Regions from separate parts of the Homo sapiens genome. Here region 2 is linked to region 1. A link is a contact called in ENCODE Hi-C data. All regions are on one chromosome and are shown on one strand. The core of a region is the stretch at or near the end of the contact, and the rest is flanking DNA. Distances in the headings are between cores, read along the strand shown. Region 1 overlaps LOC105372753 (a long non-coding RNA gene). Region 2 overlaps LINC00189 (long intergenic non-protein coding RNA 189).

Region 1 (5,861 bases), core at 1,118-3,617:
ATTTATTCTTTTTTATTTTGTACTTAATGGTTTGCTCTGTTATTTCTTTATTTCAATAGACTCAATTTTTTAAGAGCAGTTTTAGGCTCATAGTAAAATAGAGCAGACGATACATAGATTTCCCTTATACCTACCTCCACCCCTGCATAGGCATAATTTCCTTCATTTTCAATATCCTGCACCAGAATGGTACATTTGTTACAACTGATAAACCTTTTTATATTTTGATAAATCTTTTTTAACTTTAGTATTATGAGAGAGCCTCCTACATTTTCTCCTAAAATTTTTAAGGTTTGCTTTTAGTCTTTAATCCATGTGGACTTCCTGTTGGTATATAGAATGAAGAGAAACTTGATTTTCTGATACATTTTAAAATCTACTTCTAAATTACATGGGGCCAGACCATCCTACTAGCAGATTCACCTGTGTCCTCGCTGAAAGATTCAGGATAACAAAGCAGTTCATAACAGGTGTTAGGACAGGAGATTGTGGGTCTATCACTGGACTCTTGGATAGGTCTCAGAAACCAAAGAACAGGCCAGGGTATTACCAAGATTAGTGAGTGGCATGACTTTTCCATGTCAGGGATGTTGGCTGATTAGGCAACAGGGGCATTCAGATTGAAAAGAGATATAGCTGGCCTGTCCTTACAACTGGATATTAGGATCTGTCAAAACAACTGACAAAGCTGCCACCATAGGAGCAACTATGGCAGAACTAACACAGCCAAAGTGTTTTCCAAGCCAGTGTACACAACCTAAAGGAGAATATTTCCTGGGAAAGGTTTCATCCCTGTAAGATCATTAATTTATGCCATGTACACCGTAACATTTTTAAGTTCTTAAAAAATTTTAATGTAGTGGGATGTAGTAGAGAGAGGGAAAAATCATTTTTAATTGTTTGGTTGGAAAAATGAGATTCATATGTATTTCCCCCCCAAAACATAATACAATAAAAGTAATAAATTTTAATAATTTTTTTTTGAGACATAGTCTCACCCTGTCACCCAGGCTAAAGTGCAGTGGCGTGATCTCAGAGCTGGGATTACAGGCGCAAGCCAACAAGTCTGGGTAATTTTTGTGTTTTTAGTAGAGATGGGGTTTCACCATGCTGGCCAGGCTGGTCTCGAATTCCTGGCCTGAAGTGATTTGCCTGCCTCGACCACCCAAAGTGTTGGGATTATAGCATGAGCCACTGTGTCCGGCCCAATTTTAATAATTTGAGCAGGGCTCACAGTTTTTCCTATAAAAATTCTTCCTTATAAGTAAAACAACTACATGGGATTTCATGGCTATTTTGGTATTTATATAACTCTTTAAGGAAAATAAAACTTTAGTTATATATATAAAACCTTGAGTTATATAAATAACTTTGAGTTATATACAGTTATAATGGCATTATGTGCTCTAAAGCAAAATCTCAATGTCCATTGTCTCACTGATCATAATTAAAAAGTATAACCCAGAATCCAGTTTGTAATTTCCAAGATGACTATCACTGTAAGTATTTGAAACACAGTTGATCTTTGTAAAAAAATTTTTTAATGAAAATAATTAGCTGGGAATATCCCACATGTATTCTAAATCCCCCAGTTGGTTTAGGTAATTTTTCTTATTCTTCCACAACACATGGTATTCTTTCTATGAATGACATCAGTTTGGAAATACCCCGTGGTTTTCTGAGTTATAAATGGGTATCTCAGTATGAACTCCTGATTATATTATGATTCATACTTTCACTTCTGTTTTTTCATACTATCATTTTGAAAAAGTGAAAATGAAACTGTGTCTCACTGGCCAAGAGTTCACAAGGGAGATGGAAAAGCAGAGTTTAATGGAATGATTTTTAAAATATTGAAGGATTGTGGTCTGAGAATACTGTAAAAACCATTTCTTAAGGAAAAGCAATGTAGTTGGGATCAAAACAAAAAAAATGCTCTTTGAGAGTTTCTCTGGAACTTTAGAGTGTCTACTGTCAGAGTTTTGCTTCACATAAGAGCATTGATGAAGTAATAATTATTATACTTATAATTATTCAATTATCAAGTATTGATTTCTTCTGGCATTTATTTATTTATTTATTTATTATTTATGACTCTTTAAAAAATTGTTTTTCTTGGTGGAACTAGGTTATGAACCCTAGCATTTTAATTCTAGAATTTGTTCTCTTAAGTATCACACTGTAGTAGCAATTTGATGGTAACACTAAAGAAAGAAAGAAAGAAGAAAAGAAAGGAAGGAAGGTGTGGAAAGTCCCAGAATGACTGCAGGTCTGAGAACATTTATTCAAACTGCAAATTTTCTTAGGGCAGGGGTCACGCTTGCTCTGGCTGTGTTCCCTGCACCTCAGTTCCTGGCACATAGCAACGCCTGACAAATATTTGTTGAATAAATGAGTACAGTAGCTTAAAAGCAAATTTTTGTACTTCATGGTTTTCTGTAGAAAGCCACAAGAAAAAAATTTCATCTGAGGTCTCAGCATTCTAGTAACTGTGAAGTATTAAGACTTGTATGAGTTCCCCTTATGAGAGGCTTAAAGTATTAGTATCATGAGGTATGAGGTTTAAGGCTAGATGCCTAAATGGCGTCTCATTTTTTATTAAGCTGGACTTGTAGCATGGGAACTTTGCCAGGGATTATAACACCTTTATAAACATTAATGTGATTTTAAAAATTGTTAGCTTAGGCCAGGTAAGGTGGTTCACACTGTAATCCCAGCACTTTGGGAGGCTGAGGTGGGCAGATCCCTTGAGCCCAGGAGTTCGAGACAAGCTTGGGTAACATGGCGAAACCCCATCCCTGCAAAAAATACAAAAATTAGCTGGGTGTGATGGTGCACGCCTGTAGTCTCAGGTACTTGGGAGGCTGAGAGGTGAGAGGATTGCTTGGGCCCAGGAGGTGGAGGCTGCAGTGAGCTGTGATTGCACCACTGCACTATGGTCTGGGTGGCATATAGCAAGGCCTTGTCTCAAAAACAAGTTAAAAAAAACTTATTAAGAGTAAATTTGCCTCCTTGGGCTGCTTGTCACCAAATGGCCATTCTTAACAAATAATTACGTTTTGTGGGTCAATATGTGTTTTTAAATTTTATTTTATGTATTTATGTTTTGAGGGTGTCACTACTGTTACTCAGGTTGGAGTGCAGTGACACAATCATAGCTCACTGCTGCCTCAACCTCCCTGGGTTCAGATGATCCTCCCCACTCAGCCTTCTGAGTTGTATAGGCATGTGCCACCATGCCGGGCTGATTTTTCTTTTCTTTTCTTTCTTTCTTTCTCTTTCTTTCTTTCTTTCTTTCTTTCTTTCTTTCTTTCTTTCTTTCTTTCTTTCTTTCTTTCTTTCTTTCTTTCTTTCCTTCTTTCTTTTTCTTTTTTTTTTTTTTTGTAGAGACAGAGTCTGGCTATGTTGCTCAAACTTGGTCTCGAACTCCTGAGCTCAAGCATTCCACCCTGCCTCATCCTCCAAAGTGCAGAGATTACAGGGGTGAGCCACCATGCCTGGCAATATGTGTTTTTTAAATGAATAAATTAACTCTTCACCTTCAAATCTCCTCTTCCCAGACCAACTTTTTTCTCTACCAACCTTGCTTTGATGATTATATTTCAAATATACCAACTCCTTTAGGTTAAGGCATTGAAGAATGGTTTGTCTAAGAGAGGATATCACCTGTTTTAACATTCATTAACATTTTAAGATGGAATAGTCCAACAGACCAATGAAGCAGTTACTCCCTGCATTTCTAAGAACAGAAGAGGTGTATGAGGAATAAAAAGAATGTCTGCATATCTGCAGTAGCCAATATGAAATGTGAAGAATGTTTAGTAGAGAATAGAAAAGTTATTTCTTCCAAGAATGGTCAAGAGGACTTCAAAACATCACTTAAAAATGTTATAATATTCCAATGTCAGTTATATCAGTAACCTGATCTGAAAATGATGTTGAGAATATGCTGAGAATAATAATGATATTAATAAAAATGCTTATTATTTTGAGTAATGACATTTTGCGATCACTTATTAATCAGCAATTGATTACCAGAACAGAATTGTTATAAGAATTAAATGGATATGAATGAAAAGAAAGTCAAACAGTGAGATTTTCTTTGAAAGCTTATGGAAATTGAGTGCAGCAAGATGGGTCATCTTAATGAGATAAAATAGTTTATGGGCCAGTAAGACTTGACTTGTAACTTGTTAAATATTTTTGAAACAAATAATGTGTTACACAGATAGGGAGTTGGTTCACCTGGCATATGAAAAAATAAAACAAAGAATCTATGAGGTACATTATGGCAGAAAAATCTAGCAAAATTGGGTTCCAAGTTTTTTCCTGTCTGATGATTGTTGAAATTGTAGCATCAGCCATTCTTCGCTTGGTGTAATTGAGCATCTTGTTTAAATCAACCTTCCACTTACTCTAGATTCAATTCAAGTAATCAACATTAGGTTGGTACAAAAGTAATGGCAGTTTTTGCCATTACTTTGAAAGGCAAAAAATGCAATTACTTGCAATTACTTTTGCCCTAACCTAATATTTCAATTCTAATTTGACTTCTGATATAATTTTACAAGGAAGGGATGCTTTAGCTAGAGATCCCCCTTGGCAGTTGTATTTCTTGTTGTAATTAATTAGATGGCTTTTTGTTTGTTTGTACAGAAGTATCTTGAATCGAGTTTCTGTGAATTATAATGCCCAAGTTTGACCGAATTTGACACCCTGACGAGATTGAGTTTTTGAAATGACAAGGCTGAGCAAGAGAGTTAGGGCTGCAATGGCTTCCCAAGGTTGTTGCCACTTGGATGACTTCTCCTGTTCTCTAGCTTCTGGCGGGGACACAGTGTGATGAGTACCTGGTAATAAGCATGGCATGGGGTGGTGGTGTGCTGTAGATGTTAGTTCCCATTCCAAAGTGTTTCTCCAATAGCTTGTATGAGGATGAGGGAAAGAAAATAATGCACTTGAGAAGAAGCAAAGTAGGGAGAAAAAGGAGACCTATTTGTTGCAAGCACATTTTACTGACATGGGAAGCTCTGAAAGAAATCTGTCATGAGTATATATCAGGTGTAATGGTTAATTTTAGACGTCAACTTAACTGGGCCATGGGGTGCCCAGGCATTTGATCAAACATTATTCTGGGTATATCAGTGAGGGTGTTTTTGGATGCATGAGATTAATATTTAAACTGATAGACTGAATAAAGCAGATTGCCCTCCATGATGTGGGTGGGCCCACATGGTTTGGTTCGTTGAAGACCTGAAGCGGACAAAGGCTCATCTTCCCATGAGTTAAAGGAAGCTCTTTCTGCCTGAGTGCCTTTGAGAGGGGACATTTTTTTTTTCCTGCTTTTGGACCCTAACTGAAACATTGGTTTGCCCTGAGTCTCAAGCCTGCCAGCCTGAGCACTGGAACCATTAGCTCTCCTAGGTTTCCAACTTGCTGACTTCAGATCTTGGGATTTGTCAGCTTTATACTCTTGTGAGCCATTTCCATATAATATATCATATTTCCATATCTCCTATTGGTTCTATTTCTCTAGACAACCCAGACTAATACATCAGATGCCTTCTTAATATGTCATATTACCAGGAATTTTTACTTTTGCAAATGAATCACATCTTTAATGTACTCACTGGCAGGGCAAATTCTTTTCATCTAAACTAGATTTTTGTGACCCAGGGTGAATGTGTTTCCTATTTTTTTCCTTTCATAAGGATACATCTCATTAACAGTTTTCAAATTTATCTTCAGTAACTGAATTAAAAAATTTTGTTGTAATCTTATGACACAGATGCCTGTGGTTCATCTCATCTGGTTTGTTTTGTTTGTGATGCTGCCACATTTCCTTTCCCTTAACAGGCTCT
Region 2 (5,861 bases), core at 878-3,377, 3.8 Mb before region 1:
GGGAAAATACTAAGTAGATTGATTTTAAACCTTCCACAGTAATGCAGTATGTATCAGGGCAACAGTGGTGTTGGATTGATACTAGGAGAGAAATTCAGTCTTTGCCAGAGCAGTGACTTTATAGCCAACTCCTCATCATGTCAACCTGAAATAATCTAAAGGGTCAGATTCCAATTTTAGAGAGTTTATTCAAGCAAAAAGCTGGGAATGGCCATTTCTGGATGCTCTGTCCCAGAGAAATGGGGGTAGTGCTCTGAAGTTAAAAGCTAAATTCTCTTTTATATAGGAAAAAGCAAAGAAATTTAACAAGATTACAACATTTTCAATACAGGGCCAGTTTATGAGTTACAACAAATTAATCAGTTTCTTTTCTTTTCTTTTCCATGCAGCTTGTTTTCTTTTCTTTATCGCTCCTTTTCATTTCCTTTTGATTTTAAAAGAGTGTGCTTAACATTCCATCTTGAGGCATTGAGATGGCCATAAAGTTTTTGTGTGAGAAGAAAGAGGTTAATCTATAATGAAAGTCAATAGTAAGAGGGAAGGGGTCTCCTCTGGCATCCTTCACTGATATGGACAGGAAACAGGGAAATACTGGGTAGAAGGGGGCGGTTCCCCAACAAACGGCCCACCCTCAAGCCTGAAGACCGGCAGCCCTAAAGGAGGACAGGCATTTCTGTTTTCATGGCCAAAATTTGCCTTTTGGCCTGCCATGCACCCCCCATCCTGCCCCCATACAAACCCAAGACCTTAGCGGGCACATACACAAGAAGCTGGACATCAAGACCAGCAGACCAGTGGACCAGTGAACCAGCAGACCAGTGACAGTGGAACAATGCAGCAGAGAAAGAGAGAAAAGGAAGGATGTCTGGACTCATAGGGGAGCTTGGCCAGGGGTGGCTGGAGAAGAGTTGGGCCGCTGGATGCCCGACTCCAGGGAAAGACCACCTTCCCACTCCATCCCCACTTCTGCCTCCCCATCCATCTCACTGAGAGCCACCTCCACCACTCAATGAAACCTTGCACTCATCCTTCAAGCCCATGTGTGATCTGATTCTTTCAGGACACTGGACAAGAGCTTGGGATAAAGAAAGTTGTCACGCTGGCCCCCTGCCCTCACAATAAGGCAGAGGGTCCGTTAAGCTGATTAACACACAAGCCGTCTGCAGACAACAAATCTGAAAGAGCTTTGTAATACATGCCTACATGGGCTTCGAGTGACACAGAGACCCACCCCTAGACTCTGCCGTGGGACAGGAGCCCAAAAGTGCTTGTACTGGCCTCTGCACCTGCCTGTCTGCATGCTCCTCCTTTGAGCTTTGGGGCGACCAAGCAGGTGAGCTACACCTGTCGCACGTCCTACAACCATTCACAACATTTTACAAAATAATGTAGGTAAGGGAAAAGACAATTCAGACAATCAAAAATATTACAAAAAGTTCACAGCTGCCTAGTTTACAGCTGCCTGTCTTGTGACTCAGGCCCCATAATTCACATTTCCTTATGGCTCAAAATAATTTAGAGTTCCAACAGCTTAGATTTTGAATCACTTATTTTCACAATCACAAAGCATAGTAGGAGTCCCAGAGAGAGAGCATAGCTCACACATAATCCAAAAGTCTTTTGTAGCCCATAGTTTCAAAATCACTCTCCCCAAGAAAGGTGAGGAAAGCTGGTATCATAGAAACCAAATGGGCCCGTCTGAGTTTCATTTCCCTCCCGCTGAGAGGTAATGATGAAACACCATACAAGTACTGCTTTGAAAAGCACCTGGATTCCCCAGGTTCTTTTAGATTACCTCATGGGAAATAAAATAGAAACAAATTTAAAACTATAACTAGGTTGGTTTTTTGTTTGTTTGTTTACCAGTTAAGACCTTAGGTAGGTACATGCTATGGGCTGAATTGTCTTCCTGCAACCTCCGCCAAATGTATATGTTGAACTCCAAACCTCTAGTACCTCAGAATGTTCCTGTTTTGGGACATGATAAAAGAAAAACTTCAGTCGGTTTAAATTTAAAGGAGTTTAATTGAGCAATGAACGTTTCACAAATCAGACAGCCCCCAGAATCACAGCAGATTCACAAAGACTCCAGCGCAGCCATGTGGTGGAAGATTTATAGACCAAAAAAAAAAAGAGAAATGACGTTCAGAAATTGGAAGTGAGGTACAGAACGGCTGGATTGGTTAGAGGTTGGCGTTTGCCTTATTTGAACACAGTTTGAGCACTAAGCAGTGTATGAATGGTTGAAATATGGCTGCTGGGATTGGCTAGGATTTAGCTATTGTTACAGGTGCATACTACTAAGTTAGGTTTTCAATTTTATCTGCCTATTAAGTTAGGTTACGGTTCATCCGCAAGGACTCAAATATAGAAGTAGGGAGTCCTTCTCAGGCTATAGTTTGCTTTAACAGACATAAAGGCTTTAAAGAGGTAATTAAGGTAAAATGAGGTTATTGGCATGGGTCCTAATGTAATCTGACTGGTGTCCTTATAAGATTAGGACACAGACACACAGAAGGAAGACAATCTGAAGTCACAGATCTACAAGCCAGGGAGAGGGGCCTCAGAAGTCAACCTGCTGACACATTGATCTTAGATTCACAGCTTCCAGAACTGTGAGAAAACAAATTTTTGTTTTCTGAGTCACCTAGCGTCCTTCTGGCACTTTTTTATGGCAGCCCTAGTGAACTAATATAGTATATTAACTTCTCCACAATTTTAGTGCATATTTAAAAATCCACCCTTAGGGAGTTGCTTACTAATCTGTCTCTCACTTTTAATGCTTTGTTGACGTCCACATTGCATCAGAGCCATGTCAGAATAACTGAAATAATAGCACAGCCAGTCTGGAGGTTTGGGCTGTCAGATTCGTAACCCTTGATCCAACTCTGTGGACATCATCGACATGTACAGTTTGTTACGATCTCCGCTTTACAGATATGAAAAATGGGGCTTGAAGAGGCTACAATACTTGTTCGAGTTCGGCAACTGGAGAAGGGAAGGGCTAGGATTTGAACCTAGATGGCTTGAGTCAGAGGGTGTGCTCTTAACAATTATGGGACACTGTCTCCCTAAGCAGGGAGGAGAGGAACTGTGATATTGAAACTGCCTTTGCAAAATTATGACTGAGACAGTGAAAGAGATCTGACCTAACCAACTCCATCTTCCTTCTAACCTTTAAGCTGTCCTTGTCCCTTCCTGGGCATAGACCGAGCTAACTTTGGGAGGAATTTATAGTTTACAACAAAGACCATAACAGCCCTTTCCCAAAACAAGCCTCCTTCTTGCCTGGGGACTAGACTGCCTTTATAGGACCAATTAGCCACAAGATTTGAAATTATGTTTTAGGACTTACGCAGCTGGAGGCTACAGGATTCTGACCCTCCCTAAACTGCTCATAAGATTAGTGCTTGAAATATTTTGCAGATATTTTGATGGATCAGCTGGCACCACCCAGACTGATAAACTGGCTCACCTGATCTTGTGGCCCCCACCCAGGAATTGACTCAGCACAAGAGGACAGCTTCAACTTGCCATGATTTCATCTCTGACCCAACCAAGCAGCACTCTCAATTCACTGGTCTTCCCCCACCCACCAAGTTATCCTTAAACACCCTGGGCCAGGCCCAGTGGCTCACGCCTGTAATCCAAGCACTTTGGGAGGCTGAGACAGGCAGATCACAAGGTCAAGAGATCGAGACCATCCTGGATAACATGTGAAACCCCGTCTCTACTAGAAATACAAAAATTAGCTGGGCATGGTGGCAGGCACCTGTGGTCCCAGCTACTCGAGAGGCTGAGGCAGGAGAATCACTTGAACCTGGGAGGCAGAGGTTGCAGTGAGCTGAGATCGCGCCACTGCACTCCAGCCTGGCAACAGAATGAGACTCCATCTCAAAAAAAAAAAAAAAGACCTGTGATCCCCAAATGCTCAGGAAGACTGATTTGAGTAATAATGAAACTCTGGTCCCCCACACAGCCGGCTCCGTGTAAATTATTCTTTCTCTATTGCAATTCCCCTGTCTTGATAGATTCTGTCTAGGCAGCAGGCAAGGTGAACCCACTGGGTGGTTACAATATATCTGAGCTTTAGTGACTGAGAGAAAGGTTGAATCACTGGCAGAAACAGAGAAGATCCCAAAGTCTTCTTGTGAAGAGAAACGTGATGAGGTGGATGTTAGACCTGTTAATTTCAATGGAGAGCCTTCACACAGAGCTGGGAGATTCATGGCAGGGCCATGGGTGAAGAACTGGGGCTTCTCCATTTAAGGCATGGAAGCAGAGGAGACCTCTAAGCAGAAAATTGCAAAGAAGAGAATTACAAATCCTTCCTTTGGGTGTGGCCACAGTTAAGATGAGAATGAGGGAGCGGCAGCTGTGAAGAAGCCAGAGAGGCCGAGCGTAACCAGAAAACACAGAGTCCTGGGATTCCAGGGTAGAATATGTCAGGGATGTGGTAGTAAACACTCAGAACAGCAAACTGCTGACTAGTGCTGTCAGCAAACTGAAATAAGCACTGCATTGAGGGCAGGCAATTGGTTTAACTCCAACATACTCAACTTTTCATTATTGAGATATTCTGGGCACCATCTAATAAAAACTAGCATTTTCCAAAAAACTTCTTAATTCTCAGTCCTCACTTACATATTGAAAAAAATTGTAAAATACACAGAAACAGAAACATATGATTGGCTTTATAAATAATCATAATGATCTGAATCAGCAAATACTGTAAATACAGCAAATACTGTAAAATCACTTCTTAAATTCAGAAAATATTCAAGCATTTTAAAAACCAACAGAGATAGCTACATGTTGACAAAATAATGGATATTAGTAACTGTCTAGTGATCTCTAACAAACTGTAAAAAACAAAACTGTAATATAGTAAGAAAGAATTAGAAACCCCATTGTTAGGCTTAATCTGTGAAAAGATATTTTAGTAGTTTTGTTGATAATGAAAAAAGTGCATATAGCCCAGATATTTATTATTTTTTAAAAAAATTAGACTAGCTCTTACTACCCAATGTAGTCTTTGAGTTGGAAAGACAATCCAAGCTAAATCACTACACCAAATATATAGATAGAAATTTTCCCTACAACGTGCCTAATAGATGGTCATGCAATAGTCCTGATATGGTTTGGCTCTGTGCTCCCGTCCCCAAATCTCATCTGAAATTATAATCCCTACATGTCAGGGGAGGAACCTGGTGAGAAGTGTTTGGATCATGGGGGCGGGTTTCCCTCTGCTATTTTCATGACAGTGAGTTCTCACGAGATCTGATGGTTTAAAGTGTGGCACTTCCCACCTTGTTCTCTCTCTCTCCTGCTGCCTTGTGAAGGAGGTGCTTGCTTCTCCTTTACCTTCTGCCATGATTATAAGTTTCCTGAGGCCTCCCCAGCTATGTGGAACTGTAAGTCAATTAAAACTCCTTTCTTTATAAATTACCCAGTCTCGGGTAGCTCTTTATAGCTGTGTGACAACAAACTAATACAAGTCCATATCATTGTCTTTTATTAATTATAGAAAGCTCTTCTTAATACTGAGTTTAAACCTGCCTCCCTATAACATCAATTAGAATACTTCCCTTGGGACAGAATAAGACAATCTATAATAAAATAGCCGGCCCCCTTTTTTTTTTTTTTTTTTTTTTTTTTTTTTTTTTTTTGAGACGGAGTCTCGCTCTGTCGCCCAGGTCGGACTGCGGACTGCAGTGGCGCAATCTCGGCTCACTGCAAGCTCCGCTTCCCGGGTTCACGCCATTCTCCTGCCTCAGCCTCCCGAGTAGCTGGGACTACAGGTGCCCGCCACCGCGCCCGGCTAATTTTTTGTATTTTTAGTAGAGACGGGGTTTCACCTT

What was found. A loop is a pair of places that touch in the nucleus more often than their neighbours do. Pooled maps may share reads with other maps.
Region 2: a loop to region 1 is called in a map with no recorded cell type, with 6 times the contacts of the local background. The contact joins two enhancer-like sites. A Hi-C loop is called at or near these places in 3 of 37 single-sample maps with no recorded cell type and 3 of 50 pooled maps.

Annotation. Positions count from the first base shown.
Region 1 is chr21:25,453,422-25,459,282 of GRCh38, reverse strand. LOC105372753 (a long non-coding RNA gene) reads left to right here. Exons shown (of 10, transcript NR_188560.1): 9 at 5,857-5,861. Among named protein-coding and RNA genes, the nearest start is that of LINC00158, 25 kb to the right of the region's middle. RefSeq lists a silencer at 962-1,091 and enhancers at 1,571-1,860, 1,212-2,411. Within about 2 kb of position 2,367, at least 7 of the 41 ENCODE cell types and tissues checked have a DNase peak (open chromatin) inside an H3K27ac peak, as active enhancers do.
Region 2 is chr21:29,229,602-29,235,462 of GRCh38, reverse strand. All of the region lies in intron 1 of LINC00189 (long intergenic non-protein coding RNA 189), which reads right to left. Among named protein-coding and RNA genes, the nearest start is that of LINC00189, 39 kb to the right of the region's middle. RefSeq lists enhancers at 1,227-1,326, 1,757-1,936. Within about 2 kb of position 2,127, at least 6 of the 41 ENCODE cell types and tissues checked have a DNase peak (open chromatin) inside an H3K27ac peak, as active enhancers do.